Linked DNA regions of Mus musculus: region 2 is linked to region 1. The links are chromatin loops, found by intact Hi-C in ENCODE. Cell type or tissue: heart. All regions are shown on one strand. Links, peaks and the distances in the headings refer to the core of each region. The heading gives the core; the rest is flanking DNA.

The links. Peaks named below come from ENCODE experiments on the same cell type or tissue, not always from the same donor. Only the 100,000 strongest peaks of a DNase experiment are listed, where the experiment ranks them.
Region 2: a loop joins it to region 1, with 6 times the contacts of the local background. A loop is called at or near these places in 11 of 42 quality-filtered maps.

The regions. Positions count from the first base shown.
Region 1 is chr5:138,153,508-138,159,150 of GRCm38, forward strand. Zfp113 (zinc finger protein 113) reads right to left here and starts at 2,237. Exons shown (of 5, transcript NM_019747.4): 1 at 2,123-2,237. In heart, for the core only: a CTCF peak has its summit at 2,395 (motif pointing left); a DNase peak (open chromatin) is centred at 2,264; H3K4me3 peaks cover 1,694 bases; H3K27ac peaks cover 1,267 bases.
Region 2 is chr5:138,081,901-138,087,543 of GRCm38, forward strand. Zkscan1 (zinc finger with KRAB and SCAN domains 1) reads left to right here and starts at 3,184. Exons shown (of 6, transcript NM_133906.4): 1 at 3,184-3,331. In heart, for the core only: no CTCF peak of the experiment used is centred there; a DNase peak (open chromatin) is centred at 3,201; H3K4me3 peaks cover 2,422 bases; H3K27ac peaks cover 1,698 bases.

The sequences.
Region 1 (5,643 bases), core at 459-5,458:
AGTACTGGCTGTACTTCCAGAGGAACAAAGTTTCATTCCCAGCAACCACATGATATCCTCGTCTGGCCTCTCAGGCACCAGGCACAGCATGCAAGTGGTGGACAGACATACATGCAGGCAATTCACCTATACATTTAAAATTTTAAAAAATAAATAAATTTTTAAAAAAGTATACCGTTAAAATATTTTGCTGGGTGGTAGTGCTGCACACCTTTAACCTCAGCACTCGGGAGGCAGAGGCAGGCAGTAAGTTGGAGGCCACCCTGGTCTACAGAGGTTCCAGGACAGCCAGGGCTACAGAGAAAAATTGTCTTGAAACAACAACAAAAAAGGTGAACCACTTGGCATAGGTGGCACAGGCCTGAAATTCTATCACCTACGAGGCTGAGACAGGATGGTGCCAACTTAGTCTCTACCTCAGAGAAACAGGCATGCACACACACAGCTTAAAAGCTGGGCATGATGATGCACGCCTTCGATCCCAGCACTTAGGCAGAGAAGTAGACAGATCAGAGTTTAAAGCCTGCCTAGTGTGCATAGAGAGTTCAAGGACAGCCAGGGCTACGGGGAGAGAGAGCTGTCTCGAAAACAACAAACTACAGAGTAAAACCATCCAGGTGTGGGCAGGGCCTTTCTCTTGCCCTGTTGATTTGGGGTTTTTTTTGGTTTTTTGGAGACAGGGTTTCTCTGTATAGCCCTGGCCGTCCTGGAACTCACTTTGTAGACCAGGATGGCCTCGAACTCAGAAATCTGCCTGCCTCTGCCTCCCGAGTGCTGGGATTAAAGACCACCTGGCTGTAAGCACAGGTCAAGAGAGGCTTCGCCTCCTGGATCCTTTCCTCTTTCTTTGGAGTAACTCACTATAGGATTAAGGTAGCGATGACTGGAAACTTAGCACCTTTTGTGCAGTTCTGAGGTTTTTGTTTGTTTGGTTTGGTCTTTCTTTATTGGGTAAGAATCAGGCTATAGCCCAGACTAGCTTGGAATTCACTGTATAGGACAAGTTGGCCTTGCTTCATTTGCCTCTGTGCTGGGATTAGATGTGAGCAAGCCAATTTGGCTAATTCCTGGAAATTCACATTAGGTCATTGTTTCTCAAACTTGTAGGTCGTGACCCCTTTGAAAGTTGAATGACTCTTTCACAGGGGTTACCTAAGACTATTGGAAAACACAGATATTTACATTACTGTTCTTATCAGTAGCAAAAAAAATACGGTTATGAAGTAGTGACAATAATAACTTTACGGTTGGGGGTCATCACATGAGAAACTGCATTAAAAGGTCATAGCATGAGGAAGGTTGAGAATTTCTGTTTTAGGTTCTACCAGTTCTGTATGATTAAGGGGTCAAAATGGGGAAATCGGGTTCAGTTTATGTCTAATATAGGTACTTAAGAAGTACGGAGGGTAAAGGAATGTGCTAGGAACTACCAGCAAAGACCATCACATACTGTCTTTTCAGTACACCCTAAGAGAGCTGAAATGGACTAAGGTTCTCTGTGTTCAACTAGGTTCTCAATGTTTTAGCCAGCTAATGCACTGGACATACTCGGCCACTTCTGCAGGGAGCCGGCCCCAGCATGTCCACGAAAAGGTATCAGTCAGTAAGCTTAAAAAAAAAAACAAAAAACAAAACAAAAAAACCCTATTCATAGCCATAGGACATGAGATCTTGGTGAGGTTACGGAGGACCCGAGTTCGCACCTCCTCCCAAGCCCTAGTTCTCACTGCGACCCAGAACTACTGTCTGGTTTTCCGATCCAATTAAGGAAAAACTTCCTTCTCCTGCCCTCACACAGAAATCGGTGTGCTGAGAGTACCAAGTTAGGGTGGCAATCTGTCATCAGTTGTTTTAAAGAGAGGGAGACCTCCGTAGCGACGCTAGGAATTTTAAACACTGGGGCTGGGGACGGTAAGAGACACAAAAGCAGACCCGGAGTCCCATTACGCGACACCCGGGATCACGCTGCGCGCCTGCAGCTAGGGTTGCGGAGCTGGACAGCGACTGCAGGAGGAAGGTGGGCCCAGAACCCCGGCGGGCCGCGGACGTGTGAACACCAACCCCCTTCCCCGGAGACCACAACTTCCACCTCACCGCGAGTCCGGGAGATGGCCCCACTCACCCTGGGGACAGGGACGTAAGACTTAGGGGGCCGGACACGAAACAGGTCCTGTTGGACCCTGTTACAGACCCACACAACGGAGAACAGAACAAAGAACGGAAACTGCCCCTCCCCATATCGTTTCCGGGTCGTCCTTTCTCACCACCCAGGACAACAAATGCCCACTTGCTCTCTCTAGGAAAATGGGAGGTCTTCATCTCTCGATGGTACGCTGATGGTGCTGTTCTCGATGGTGCTGGGAAACAAGGGCACCAGACTGCGCCACTTGCTGGCCAGGTTGGGAAGGGACGATGCGTAAGCTGAAGAAGTTGGAGGTCCAGGAAATTCAGGGCACAAGTTCTAGTGGCTCTGAGAGAGAGAGTACACCATCACCTCCATAGCAAGAGAGAGAGTACACCATCACCTCCATAGCAAATATATGAAACTTGAAGAATCCTTTAATATAAATGTGCACCATTGGCTGGTCGTGATGGCGCACGCCTTTAATCCCAGCGCTGGGGAAGCACAGTCAGGCAGATCTCTGTGAGGCCAGCCTGGCCTATGATACAAAACAAAACAAACAAACAAAAAAATAAATAAATAAAAGTGCACCATGGGTTTTGGTTTTTGTTTTGTTTTTCTGGTTTTTTTTTTTTTAAGATTTATTTTATTTATTATATGTAAGTACACTGTAGCTGTCTTCAGATACCAGAAGAGGGAGTCAGGTCTTGTTACAGATGGTTTTGAGCCACCATGTGGTTGCTGGGATTTGAACACAGGACCTCCGGAAGAGCAGTCAGTGCTCTTAACCACTGAGCCATGTCTCCAGCCCCCGTTTTTGTTTTTTTTTTTTTTTTGTTTTTTTGTTTTTTTTTTTTTACTCATCAATTTTTCTTTAATTATTTTGAACATTCTCACTAATTAAGAAAATATTTTATTTCAAAACTTCTTATAGTAGAAAAAAGGATTACCTTTTTAACATGATTTCTCCACTGCTTGATAAGTATAATAGTTATATTTTTAAAATTTGGAATTTATGTTGGTGCTAATGATATTATATCCAAAATAGCACCATGGGTTTTTTTTTAAAGCACTCAGCACTCAGTTTTTAAAAGATTTATTTTAACCAGGCAGTGGTGGTGCACGCCTTTAATCCCAGCACTTGGGAGACAGAGGCAGGTAGATTTCTGAGTTCGAGGCCAGGCTGGTCACAGAGTGAGTTCCAGACAGCCAGGGCTACATAGAGAAACCCTGTCTCAAAAAAAGCAAGACAAAAAATTATTTTAATAGATTTAATATTTATTTGAAGATTTAGTATTTTAATGAGTGTTTTTCTCCTGCATACACACACACATACACACACACCTGATTCAGATATAGGTCAGATGAAGCCATCACATCTTCTGGAACTGGAGTTACGGTAATGAGTGGCCATATGAGTGCATGGAATCTGGGTCCTCTGGAAGAGCAGCCAGTACTTTTTTTTTTTTTAAAGATTTACTTATTATTATTATTATATCTAAGTACACTGTAGCTGTCTTCAGATGCCCCAGAAGAGGGCGTCAGATCTCATTACAGATGGTTGTGAGCCACCATGTGGTTGCTGGGATTTGAACTCAGGATCTTCGAAAGAGCAGTCAGTGCTCTTAACCACTGAGCCATCTCTCCAGCCCACAGCTTTGCTTTTAGATTGCTTGACTAGCCTGGCTGAAGCCCTGGGTCCCCATCCCCAATGGTGCATAAACCAGACAATATGGTACAGTACTGTATTCCTAGCATTTGGGAGGTGGTGGCAGGAAGATCAAGGACTCAAGTTCGTTCTTCAGTACATACTGAGTTCAAAGCCAGCTTGGGCTACATGAGACACATAAGTGATTCTGCACTTACGAGCCTGACGTGGGGTACACATCTGTAATTGCAGTACTTTAGAGCCTGAAACAGAAAGATAGTCAAAAGTTTGAGGCCAGCCTCAATTGCACACTAAAACTCGGTCTCAAAACAAATGATAATAATTAACAAACACATATTTAAAATGAGCTTCCTATAAAGGCTCACATTTGGGGTTCAAGAGGTACCCTGAGACATATTGTGGTTTGGGGGTAAACAATTTATTTTAAGCATTATTAATGCTACAGAGATTGTGCTGGAAGTTGTGAAGAGATTTCAGGCCGGGAGACTAACAGGAGTAAGGAGTACTATTGCATCTTACAGGTTTTAGAGAGGTAGGTAACCCCATTCCATGTCATGAATGACTAGTCAATAGTACACGATAGAGGCACGCACTCTTATTCCAGGACTGGAGTTCATTTCCCAGTACCCATGTCTGTACACTCACAACCACCTATGACTCTAGCTCCAAGGGAAAGAGGAAAAGTTTGTTTCTTTAGCTAATGCGTGTCTATCATATGAGATGTGCCGCCTGTAACCGCCGATTGCTGGGGTTTGGTGCACCGCCTTAGGGGAAGTGAGGATTGCAGACTGGTCAGAGTTTATTTTTTATTTTTTGCAGAAGCTGTGAGGATGAAGAAAGAGGCTCTGCAAGTCAGTATAGCCTGACTAGTCCTAAGCCCAAGCCTAACATGTTCCAATAGACTCTTTTACTTAGTCAATTAATTAATTAAACAGGGTATCATTCTGAAACTCTAGCTGTCCTCTGACCTATGCTGGGGTATGCACATTATACACACACATACACACACACTTACACACTCAAAATAGAGTAAAAAACAAAGGTGTTCTTCTATACACTATTATTGTTTTGTTTTTCTTTCTTTCATTCGTTTTGTTTGTTTGTTTGTTTGTTTGTTTGTTTGTTTTTCGAGACAGGGTTTCTCTGTGTAGCCCTGGCTGTCCTGGAACTCACTCTGTAGACTAGGCTGGCCTCGAACTCAGAAATCCTCCTGCCTCTGCCTCCCAAGTGCTGGGATTAAAGGTGTGCCCCACCACACCCAGCTTGTTTTGTTTTTCGAGGCAGGGTGTCTTAGTCAGGGTTTCTATTCCTGCACAAACATCATGACCAAGAAGTAAGTTGGGGAGGAAAGGGTTTATTCAGCTTACACTTCCACATTGCTGTTCATCACCAAAGGAGGTCAGGACTGGAACTCAAGCAGGTCAGGAAGCAGGAGCCGATGCAGAGGCCATGGAGGGATGTTCTTTACTGGCTTGCTTCTCCTGGCTTGCTCAGCCTGCTCTCTTATAGAACCCAAGACTTCCAGCCCAGAGATGGTCCCACCCACAAGGGGCCTTTCCCCCTTGATCACTAATTGAGAAAATATCCCACAGCTGGATCTCATGGAGGTACTTCCCCAACTGAAGCTCTTTCTCTGTGATAACCCCAGCCTGAGTCAAGTTGACACATAAAATCAGCCAGTACACAGGGTTTCTCTGTGTAGCCCTGGCTGTTCTGGCATTTGGTTTGTAGACCAGGCTGGCCTCAAACTCCAGAGATCTGCCTGCCTCTGCCTCCGGAGTATTAGGACTACAGGTGTGTTCCACCACTGCCTGACTTTTTAATACATTATTAAAATCTGCAAAAAAAAAAA
Region 2 (5,643 bases), core at 358-5,357, 72 kb before region 1:
AGACAGCATCCACAGTGGGCTAGATCCTCCCACATCAATAAAAATAATGTTCCGCCAGCAGTGGTGGCGCACGCCTTTAATCCCAGCACTTGGGAGGCAGAGGCAGGCTGATTTCTGAGTTCGAGGCTAGCCTGGTCTACAGAGTGAGTCCCAGGACAGCCAAGGCTACACAGAGAAACCCTATCTCGACAAACAAAACAAAACAAAACAAAACAAGTTCCACAGACCAATGTGATAGACGCAATTCCACAGGTGAGACTCCCGCTTCCCAGGTGACTCGGGGCTGTGCTAAGTTGACTGCTGATTCTAGGACAACAGCTCTCTATTCTTTTCCTAAAATTCATTTTAATTTTCAGTTATATGTGTGCATGTATGTCTATGTGTGGTTTATGCACATGAGGACATGAGGTGCCCAAAGAGGTCAGAAGAGAGCTTTGGCTTCCATGGACCTGGAGTTACAGGTGTTTGTGACCAACCCAATGTGGATTCTAGGAACTGAACTCCAGTCCTCTGCAAGAGAACTTAACTCCGTAACTGCTGAGCCACAGTCTATTCAGCCCCACCTCCTTTTTAGGTTTCCCAAGCTGTCCTTGAACTCACTTTGAACTTAACAATCTTCCTGCCTCAGCAGTTTGAGACTAACCCCAGCAGATAAACTTTAGTAATCCCCCAGACCATTGGTCAAGACAGCCAAGTTGAGGCAGGAAGATCTCTGTGGGTTCGAGGCCAGCCTGGTCTACAGAGTTCCAGGACAGCCAGGGTTGCACAGAGAAACCTTTGTCTCGAAAACTAAACAAACAAAAACCTTAGCCTAAAAGCTGTATGTGAGCTAAACTTTTACCTTTAATCCCAGCACATTCGAGGCAGAGGCATGTGGATCTCTGTAAGTTCAAGGCCAGACCTGGTATACAGAATGAGTTCCAGGACAGCCAGGGCTGCACAGAAAAAAACAAAAGACCACACCTTAAATAGGGAAGACAGAACTGATGGACACCTGAGGTTGTTCTCTGACCTTTATATAGACACTATGCAATGAACACACCTGCACCCACACATATAGATACACATGCACACAGGGAAGGAGAGGGAGAAGGAGCAGGGGGAAGACAAATAGGAGGAGGAAGAAAAGAATTGTTATTATTATAATTATTATTATTATCATTAAGCTTACACATAAATGTCCGTTTCCTCCTCCTTCCATCTTTGTTCCATCTGGACCTTCAACACACTGGACAGCACCACAAGTGTTCTAGGGCAGGTCTTCTCAGCCAACAGCATGTTATACTGGCTCAATAAAAATCTTAAGCCTTTAATCCCAGTCCTTTGAAGGCAGAGACAGGAAGATCTCTGTGGGTTCGAGGCCAGCCTGGTCTACAAAGTTCCAGGACAGCCAGGGCTTCACAGAAAAACCTTTGTCTGGAAAACCAAACAAACAAAAACCTTAGCCTAAAAGCTGTATGTGAGCTAAACTTTTACTTAGAGGAGTTTGTTTGCTTATTAAAAAACAAAAAACAAAAAACCCCTTACTTCTTATCTGGGAAAAACAAACACTTGCCAGAAGCTGTCTGAAAGAAATTTTGTCACAGCAGACAAAGGTCATGTTGCAGATACCATTTATGTTTGCTAAGATAAACATCTTTTACCAGCCAAAATGTGTTGTTATTTGCAAATGCTTGTATATTTTATTGCTACCTGCCAAGTGTTTGTGTATTATTATCTACCTAGCTAGCTATTTGTTCCTGTAAACGTGCCTAACTAAATTCCCTTTAATGATTAAGGGGATCAGAGTCCACTCTAAGATTGTCACAAAGACATGGATGACAACCCCACTACCTGACCTACAAAAAGCTGTAAGAAACTGCCAAGGGGACTGAACCCTTCAAAGCACAAGCGTGCTTTGTAGTCCATGCATGAATAAAGGTTTCTCCTACTTCTCCAAGTGAATGGCTGGCTCCTTGTTTCCTTTAACAATACTGCAAATAGGGGAAGGTGGAATTGGAGGATGACTTGCCTAAGGCGGTTTTGGGTGTTTGGTTTTGGACCCCAGAAGAGGGGACTGAGATGAATATTTTACATATCAAAACAGACCTGGTCTTCAGGTTCTCCCAGCATCCCTCAGATCCTACCTGGTATACCCTGCCCCCAGCCTTGAACTTTCCATCCCAGGGCTTGGGCTGCCCTTCCCCAGAGACTCTTCCCTTTATAATCCAAACATTTTGCTCTCCTCCTTCTCCTTCTCTTCTTTCTCTGCATGTAAGCCCTTTCTCTTTCTGCCTCCCCTCCCATTGCAACTCTCCTGCCTCAATCCTTGGGGCCAGTGAACTCTACCAAGAGCAGCTTCCCAATAAACCTGCCTTTATTATAATATAATCTAGCCTGAATGGGCTCGTTTCACTGGCGGAGAAATAACCTATCACTGGGAGAAGGGGGGCTGATATTGGGATGTAAAGTGAATTAATTAATAATCAATTAATAAAAAAGGAACAATACTTCAATTGCTTTTTAATTTTGGAGTATTGTTTTATAAAGTTATCTCCCCCATGCTGTATGGTCTCTTCCTTGTGGACTTGCCTTTGATATAGAGCCTTCTATAAGGTGGAGCCTCATTTCTGTATTGCCCACAAGGCAAAGAGATAAAGGCAGTAATTGTTGAGCGTCTGTAATTCCTCTGAAAGATCCTTTTAAAGTGCTATAATAGCATATTCTACAGAACCAGTGTAAGTAGCTTGTTTACTGAAAGATAGTCTTTTATCCTCGGGCCACATATCTGGAAACACCATGCACTCAACTGGCAAACCTCACCAGGGCTGATCTGTGAAACCAGACACCCCTGGCTTGGCTTTGATCTAACTCCATCTACACCCTTGCTTCAGCTTCTCTGCCACAGGCATACAATTACTATTATTGATAACTGCCCAAGATGGAAAAGATGGGGAAGAAAGTAACAAATATAGAGCTGAAAAATACTACATCAGGAAAAAAAAAAAACCTGAACACCCTAAACAGGATCACTTTATCTCTATCTGTCACCTCTGGAATTGAAGACAGGCAATCAGGGCTGGGGGGGGGGGGGTGTTGGGTAGGGAGACTCGGAACAAGAAATTCAGAAACCGAGATGCAAAGTCCTCCCGTGTTCCTAGAGGAGACCCGGAAGCTCAACTCGATCCCGGAAGATGAGGTGCTGACCTACTTCCGGTCTTTGTGACTCATTGTGCCTGTGGCGAGGTATTGGGAGGGCCTATGTCGGTGTGCAGTGCCCTTCGGTCGGGTTGAACCCAGAGCAAGCTGTGCTTGGTCGCCCGGCGTCCCCAGGCCGCTCCGGAGACTCACGGTGAGTCTCATGGCGGACTCTCGGAGGACGGGCGGGCTGCGAGGGTGGACCGTGTGACCACCCGGGGGGACTTGGAAAGGAGCCCTGCGGGGTCCCGGCGGTGCTCGAATCTCTGGGGTCAGTGGGGAGCTCTTTCATGTCATCATCCTTGTATAACATTTCTGAGGACAAGATCACAAATGGACGTGATCCCCGTGTCTGGATTCTTCTCCCCCTCCCCCCCTCCTGTCGCCATTTGCTGTGGTTGCAGGGGAAAGTGTTTTGTGTGGTTTTCGTTTTATTGCTGTCGTTTACTTCTCCGGGCGTCTTGGGTCCTTGAGAATCTTGAGATAAACGACGCGGAAGACCTTGAGCTCTGTACAGGTTTGAGGTTCCGAAAACATTTCCGGATCACTTGCTTTTCTGTCTTTCCATCTCCCAACGCTGAGCGAAAGCGCTGGCGGCTTGACGGTGGTTAAAAGATCTAGTAGAAATTAACAGCCGGCTGTCAGCTTTATGCAATGCTTCAAGACCTCTTGCTGGTTTAAGCCTGTTTAACTGTGCTATCTGGGAGATTAGTGGAGTGTTAGTTCACCTTGCTTGATTGCAATGAGTGAGACGTGAAGGGTATCTGGGAGAAACCACACTGGGCCAGTAGGAGATTGATCAGCTTAATGACCTTAGATGAGATTAGACATTTGCCAACTGTCAGTTTTATTATCCATAAAATTAACTACCTTTGCTCAAAAAGGTTCTTCAAACTTGAAATGAGTGGAGTTGGTAAATGTAATTGTAATTTAAAAAAAAAAAAAGGCAGCTCATTTAGTTTGAAGTTCCCCCTTCCTTCCCCTCCCTACACACACACAGCACACACACACATTGATTATAGAGAGTGGCTGTTCCATGGCCTGGGACCAAAGAAAGCATTTATTGTACAGGGCAGTGCTAGGCGGATTGAAAGCAGTCAATAAATACTTGTTGGAATTATGAAGAATTCATTGTAACCACATCAAGTGAAGTTACTAGAAAAGCTGGCCAAATGTGGGAAAATACCTTTATTATAAGGAAACTGTAGTGAAGAATTATCCAGATGTTTTTTTTCTTTCAGGTTTGTGTCCTCTTTCAATTACCACACAAGATTCTTACTTGTTATTTTATTCAGGATCATCTTTGTTAACTTACAGAAATGCCTGCGGCTGAATGCTATTTTCTTTTGTTGATCCTCTACTTCATGTCTCCATGAAGGAAACAGGAAAAATTTCAAGTGCATTATACTATATTTAGATACAACCAGGCCAGTGTACTAAGTTTTAAATCTTAGCTTTTCATTCTGTGGTGGTGTTGATATTCTTTAGATAGATTAAAAAAAGGGGGGGGCGGGGAGGGGTCTCTCTAGTTCTGGCTGAAAATCTAGCCACTGCCTCTAGAGTGCTGGGACTACAGGCACACAATACTAGACCACTAGGTATCTTTTAAGACTAAGTTTTTCATATTATAAAGCATTTTATGTCTCTGTTGAAGAGGGGAGTAGAGGATCATTTATTTAAACTTGCAAGACTGTGCAATAGAAGGAAGACTGGATTTTGAGAAAACATCCTTTGAAATAAACCATGCTTGCAGCCTGGAGTCTGGAGTCTTTTCTTGTCAGAAGTCATTTGTTTTTTTTTTCTTTGGTGAGATTTGGTTGCTGGGCAGTGATCTTTTCTAAAGGAGATGGTATGTCAGAATGTGTTTCGTTTGAGAGGGAACCCAAAGGTGGTTTTCTGCCTCTCTTCCTCTGTCCCTACTCCACTGCTAATAAGAATACTGGAAACGATTCAGGGATGAGTGACTTATTTACAGGGGACATAATTCATTTGTTCCAGCTCATGCTGCCCTTGTGTTAGTGGATTTCTTCCACTGCTAATCTTTTAAGCAGGCTGAAAATTGTAATGCACAATTATATCTCTTGAATTTAATTTTTCTTCTTTTTTTTTTTCCTATTTTCTGATCTCAAGTAGCCCTGTTGAGCCTCAAATTCACTATGTAGCGAAGACTGACACTACAGTCTAGATACCTCTGCCACCACCTCTAAGGTACCTGGAATACAGACATGCTCCACCACACCTGGCTTCTTTGTGTTTACTATCTTGCTGTACTGAGGTTGAACCTAGGGCCTTATATATGCTAGGCAAGTACACTGCAACTGAGCTATGCCACCCAACCCTTAAGTTCATTTTTAAAAAATAAGCCTTCCCCAGTGTCTACCAAGTGCCAGAAACTTTTTTTCAGAATTTCATAAGCTAATTTGCTTAATTTAAGAAACATTGAACACACACACACAAATGTAGTAA